2 separate regions of the Mus musculus genome follow, and region 1 is linked to region 2. A link is a loop called in an ENCODE intact Hi-C map of the cell type or tissue named here. Cell type or tissue: left cerebral cortex. All regions are shown on one strand. Each heading gives the region's core, and the rest is flanking DNA. Links, peaks and the distances in the headings are about the cores only. Region 1 overlaps Efcab6 (EF-hand calcium binding domain 6). Region 2 holds the start of Gm41370 (a long non-coding RNA gene).

Region 1 (2,909 bases), core at 136-2,635, 56 kb after region 2:
GTTCCTACTGGTATGCTCCACTATACCCCACTTAAAGCATGATTTCCTAATCAAAAGTGCCCAAATCTACATTCCTTCAAACAACAGCATGGTCAGACCTATCACAGCAATACCTCAGTCCCTGCTACCAATTTATACCTTAGTTAGGCTTCAATTGCTGTGAACAGGCACCGTGACCAAAGCAACTCTTATAAAGGACATTTAACTGAGGACTGCTTACAGTTTTAGAGGTTCAGTCCATTATTGTTATGGCAGGAAACATGACAACATCCAGGCAGACATGGTGCTGGAGGAGATGCTGAGAGTTCTACATCTTGATCCTTGGGCAGCCAGGAGGAGACTGGATTCCACACTGGGTAGAGCTTGAGCATAGGAGACCTCAAAGCCACACCTCCACAGTGACCCATGTCCTCCAACAAGGCCACATCTCCTAATAGTGCCACTCCGTATGGGCCAAGCATTCAAACACTTGAGTCTATGAGGGACATACCTATTCAAACTGCCACCACACCTGGCTTCCAGCAGCAGCTGTCCTGGAAAGTGACACCCTCCCACGACTCTCCCTGTTCATCCTTATGCACGACCCCTCTGTCCCACTCTGCCATTCCAGGGAGGGTGATCCAGACCAATGGATGGCAGGTGAGCTCGAGAGTCCTGCTGGGACAGTGGTGGTGGCAGCTCCTGCTCACTGACAGCTGGAACTCTAGCAGTTTCTGGGGCAGCACCCAGATATGGCTCATGCTGGGGTGGAGACCACTTTCTGATCTGTAAAAAGCACCCACCCTGATTTCCCCTGGACCCTGACACTAGAGTGTGGGGTTGAGTTTGGGACTGAGTAGCCCCTCCTTCCCCGGTTCCTCCTCCTTGGCTCCTCCTGGTCCCTAAGTAACATGGTCCCCTTTAGGCTTTCAGCTCTTCTGACATCTTTGTTTCTACATGTTAGAAGCCTTGCATGGAGGCGGGGGAAAGTCAGAAAGTGGAAGGTGTCACTCAGTGATCACGACCCCAGTGAGTGTGCAAACACTGATGCATGCCTCCTGGGAACCTGAGGGTCGATCACCACGTACTGAAGAAAGAGGCCATTCAAAGATAGAATCAGAACCCTAAGCTTATAGCTCACTGCACTGTTAGCCCAGAGCTCACGGCACTGTTAGCTCATATTGTTAGCTTACAGCTCACTGCACTATTAGCTCAGAGCTCACCACACTGTTAACATACCGGAGACTTAGGCATCATCACACGGAGATATCATGATGGGACCTGGTTCAAATTAGCTAAGTCTAAAATGTATTTGAAAAAAATGGCCCTTACATCAAATCCTGTTCGGTTTAAGAGCACCCTGGGAAACTGCTCCAAGTTGTCATGGTGAGCTTATTTCCTCAATGAACAACTTTGGCAGCAGCGACTGCCACCTCCTGGCATGGGCCAGACTGCCTCTGCCTCTGCCACCTCTGCTGAAGGAGAACCCTGAGATCTGCTGCAGAGTAAGCAGGGCCTGAACTATGACCTCTGTAAACATCTTCGCTTGGTACTGCTGCTGGGATACCCACTTCTTCAGAAGCCTGAGGTCCAGCGTGTCCACCCACAGCTGCACTTCTACCAGGAAGGAGGGAGGAGGACATGGGATCGGATGCAACCAAAGAAACCCATCTGCAAGCCCCGAGTCCCCCGAGACCCTGGTGAGAAATTGCACTGAATTGGCCAGACACACAAGAGCAGCCCTGTTACTGACAACACTTACTTTTGCCAAAGCTTCTCAAATTCTCTTGGGGTGAGGGGGATGTCAAAGCCATAGAGCGAGTTCTTGATGTCCCTTCGCCGGAGGATGCCGTTGCCCTCATTATCCGTTTCTATGAAATTCTACAACAGAAGATGGTATTCAGTGATGTACAGACCTGGAGACTGTCCACGGCTTTTGGAACACTCTAAGGTACTTCTCTATGTGGTTGTAAGTCTTTCCGTGTCTGAGGTATGGGGGTGTAGGAGCACGCACGTGTGAGAGGCCAGAGGTCAAGCTCGGGTCCCATGCCAAGGTGCTGTTTGCCTTATGTTTTTGAGATGGGATGTGAGGCTCCCTGAGCTAACCCCAGGGATCATCCTGACCACAAGTCCCCCAGGCACTGAGATCACAAACATGGACCACCATGCCTGGCTTTTTAAAATGTGGGTCCTAGGTATTTATGGTTGTTTGTTTGTTTGTTTGTTTGGAGACAGGGTCTCACTATGCAGCCCTGGATGGTCTAGGCCAGATTGTTCTCAAACTCCCAGATATTTACCTGCCTCTGCCTCTGAGTGCTGGGATTATAGGCGTATGCCACCATACCTGTTAAGCGGGTACCAACTGTGTTCTCTCCCCAACATTTAATATTTTTAATGGAACCAGCTAGCCAGATGTATCCATAAAGGCTGGAGAAGCAGCCCAGCAAGGGAGCATCTGACTATATTTACACTAGGGCCTGGGTTCGATCTTGAGCACAGCAAAATTTATTAAGGTGCATTCATAAGTTACAGCAACTAGATGGGTATACAACCGGGACCAGGACAGAAAAACTGACCATTGGTCAGATGAAGTATTCACAGGCTCTGTGGGAAGGATGTAGGGTGGAGATGGAGCTGCTGGTACTGAGGGAAAGGTGGACCAGGGACACCTGATCGCCCTGCAGAAGAGCTGAAGGCAGGCATGCCCACGGTACACACCTGGTCCTCATCTCAATGTGAAGGTTGGCTCTGATCCCTTGAGGAAAACAGGAGAAGAACTTCACTGAGGTCGAGGTGGGATAGCAAAAGCAAAAAGAGCCCAGCAAGCATCTCACAGACAGCCCGACGAAGGAAGAGCCAAATGAAAAGATGTCTGGTCTCCTTAATCACCAACGAAGTGTGAACTGCAACTGAAGGAGACAATCGTACTC
Region 2 (2,909 bases), core at 89-2,588:
CACTGCATTTGGGCGTTGAACTTACTTGGTCCACCTGGCAGGCTCAGAAGGACCTATTATCGCTTCCACTTGACAGATAAAAAGACCCAAGAATGAGAACTGTTGTAGCTTGCCCCAGACATGTCCCACCCGCTATAGCAGAACACCTGTAGCTGCCACAGCCACTCACCAGAAAGCTCCAGATAATGGTCTGACAGGTGCGTGCTTACTTTCCAGGGTATGGCGTCATGGCAGACGGGACCACCACCTATGTGAACGCGTCGGTGTGCACTGTGAACTATCAGCCTGTGAATCCCCCCATAGTCATCGACCTGCCCACACCCCGGAACTCCTGACTGCTACCCACTCCAGTTCTGCCTACCCATGTCAGCTCTGTATGTCTGGCCAAGAGCCTGGATCCCCTAACCCACTTCCTCCCATGCAGAACAGCCTGGACAGTCCATTTGGCCTCGGGACCAGCCAGCAACGAGTAGAATCCTTGGGATAAAAGAAATCGCCTTTGTCAGCTTTCTGCCGCCTGCTGCTGGGACCTTGAACAGTCCCATCAGGGCCACCAGGCTCATCTCTGTGTTCTGTGTGTGCATCTGCCCCTTTTTTCTAGAGCCTAACACACTCACAGCCCTGTCTCACTTGGGAAATGACAGAAGCTCGGTTCGAAAGACACCCTCCGGCTTTGAGAAGCCGCTGCTCTCGGATGGAATTTGGGAAGTTTTATACAAGATGTCTAGCTACCCAAGTGTGTGGCTTGTGAGCCCCAAGGTTGCGGAAGTGTATGGCCTAGGCTCGGGCAGCTCTTCTCTGGCTGGAGGAAAGGAGATAGACTTGTTCCTTACGTGCATGGGTCTTGGGAATGTTCAGGGACATCTCAGGAATTCCGACAGCCCCCGGCCAGGCCTAGAGCAGATGGCTTGGCTTAGTCCCCCATTCCTTCCTCAGGACCCTGCTGCCAATGTGGACAATGGCTGAGTGTCTCCAGCTTCTGGCTCAGAACCTGGATTTGGGGAGGGGAGCTTTGTTCTTCTGGGTGGCCAGAACCTGCTGGTTACTCATCACAGTGAGGCCATCTTAGATCATCTGGGACCACACTACTTTGTAGATCACGATGGCCAGGGGATTCTGTGGGCTGAGACCTATGCCTGGTCATGTACATGCCCCATGTCTGTGGCATGTGTGTGCTTCTCCAAACCTAACCAGGTTGTTAGCATCTACAACGAGCTCCATCCTCCATGTGATTGATTTTTCCTTCCGAGGGTTCCAGGAAGCTTGTCAGTACCACCAGTAACCGGGAGGTGGCGCAGTTACAGAGCCACCCCGGGTGCTGATGGCAGCTCCACCTCTGGCTGCAGCCTTTCTTGAGCTAGGCCTGGGTGAACCCATCTGCAGAGGACAGAGCCAGCGGGCCCTGAGTCAGGGGGAGGCAGAGTCCATCACTGTCTATTTAAAATGCCCATATTTGTTCTTTGTGGACTCTTTTTTGCACTCATTCCGATTCTTAGTAACATGTCACTAAAATAGTATTATTTGTCCCGACTCTTGATGTTTTACACCCTTTATGTCATGCATCAGACACGAGGGCCTCACTTGCTTGGCCTGGTTCCAGCCTTGGGGACCAGATATCCTGGTACCTTTACTCGGTATAATTTTGTTTTATCTACAGACATTCCTGCAAGGTAGGTACTCTTGCCCTGTTACAGAGATGAGTCCACTGAGAGGAGAGGTCACTTGCCTGAGGATGCACAGCACAAAGGGGGCAGCAGTGGGATTTGGGCCTCCATCTCTGGCCTCACACCCTTCCCATCACCACTGGAGTTCTCTCCCTGCAAAGCAGGGCCTGGGTGGAGAGTCTCGCTTCATTTGGAAGGGTCCTTTTCAAAACTGGCTCTTGTTCATTCTCAACCTCGAGTCCCTCAGACCATCAGGAATCCTGAGCTTTTGGCTCAGCATCCCAGCATCCTGTGAGGCCCACTCCCAATTCTTTCTCTGCGGGTGAGTGAGCTGGGCTCTGGGATGCATTCCCAGGCCACCTTTGGTGCCCTACGTTGGCCAGGGGCAACTGTGCCCCACAGGACACAGGGCTGCAGGAATCTTGCTTGGGCCAAGTGGTCCTGGTGTGTGGGACATTTTACAAGGTCTCTCTTCGGTGCCTCAGATGCATGGCGTGTTTGGGGCAGAGAAAAATACATCTCCCATGTGCTTTCTCAGCTCCACAGTTTCTATATGGACCAAGAACTATAAACTTAAAAAAATTTTCCTAGGGCATCTTCAGAATGCGGCATATTTTTATGTGGAGAAGAAAAGCTGTGGAGGCAGCTGTCTTGAAGAGAAAATTCATTGGAAGTCCTCAAGATTTGAAAGATGGCGGCCTGCTCCTCAATCATTTTGGCATAACTTGATTGTGGCTGTAATTTTTTTTGTCAAGCATGTCAGACAATAAAGTCTTTGTAAAAAGAAAAGGCTAAGTCCATCTGGCTGCTCGTCCTGTGGGTGTGTCCCTGAGTTATGAGGGGGCAGAGGGAGGAAGAACTCCAAGACCTAGTGGCTAAAGACCCCCCCCATGTGACTACTCTCTGCTTGTCTCACCCCATCCCACCCCTCATGGGCACAGGGACTACAGACATCATGGGCAGGACTGGATGTCTGAGCTTCTAAACAAAGCATTGTGGTGTGGCCGAAGTGCTGGGTTTTCCTGAATATGACATGGCCAACCCAGCCATAGGAAGGCAAAAGGTTCATGGGTTGCCTAAGAGCAGCATCCTGGTCTCAAAGTCGCTCCCAGCTACAAAACTTCTACCATTTATTGCTAGCTGTCCATCCAACTATTCATCTTTCCACAGTCAAACACTTACCTGATGATTCATACTTTCATATGTCCATCCATCTACTCAGTCAGAAAACAAGCACCCATCCAT

Evidence for each region. A loop is a pair of places that touch in the nucleus more often than their neighbours do. Peaks named below come from ENCODE experiments on the same cell type or tissue, not always from the same donor. Only the 100,000 strongest peaks of a DNase experiment are listed, where the experiment ranks them.
Region 1: a loop joins it to region 2, with 8 times the contacts of the local background. A loop is called at or near these places in 2 of 42 quality-filtered maps.

Annotation. Positions count from the first base shown.
Region 1 is chr15:83,911,837-83,914,745 of GRCm38, forward strand. It overlaps Efcab6 (EF-hand calcium binding domain 6), which reads right to left. Exons shown (of 32, transcript NM_029946.4): 22 at 1,742-1,860. Among named protein-coding and RNA genes, the nearest start is that of Gm41372, 54 kb to the left of the region's middle. In left cerebral cortex, for the core only: a CTCF peak has its summit at 1,407 (motif pointing left); a DNase peak (open chromatin) is centred at 1,392.
Region 2 is chr15:83,856,032-83,858,940 of GRCm38, forward strand. It overlaps Mpped1 (metallophosphoesterase domain containing 1), which reads left to right. Exons shown (of 7, transcript NM_172610.3): 7 at 217-2,443. The coding sequence ends at 335. Gm41370 (a long non-coding RNA gene) reads right to left here and starts at 118. Exons shown (of 7, transcript XR_003951468.1): 1 at 1-118. In left cerebral cortex, for the core only: a CTCF peak has its summit at 1,278 (motif pointing right); a DNase peak (open chromatin) is centred at 1,294.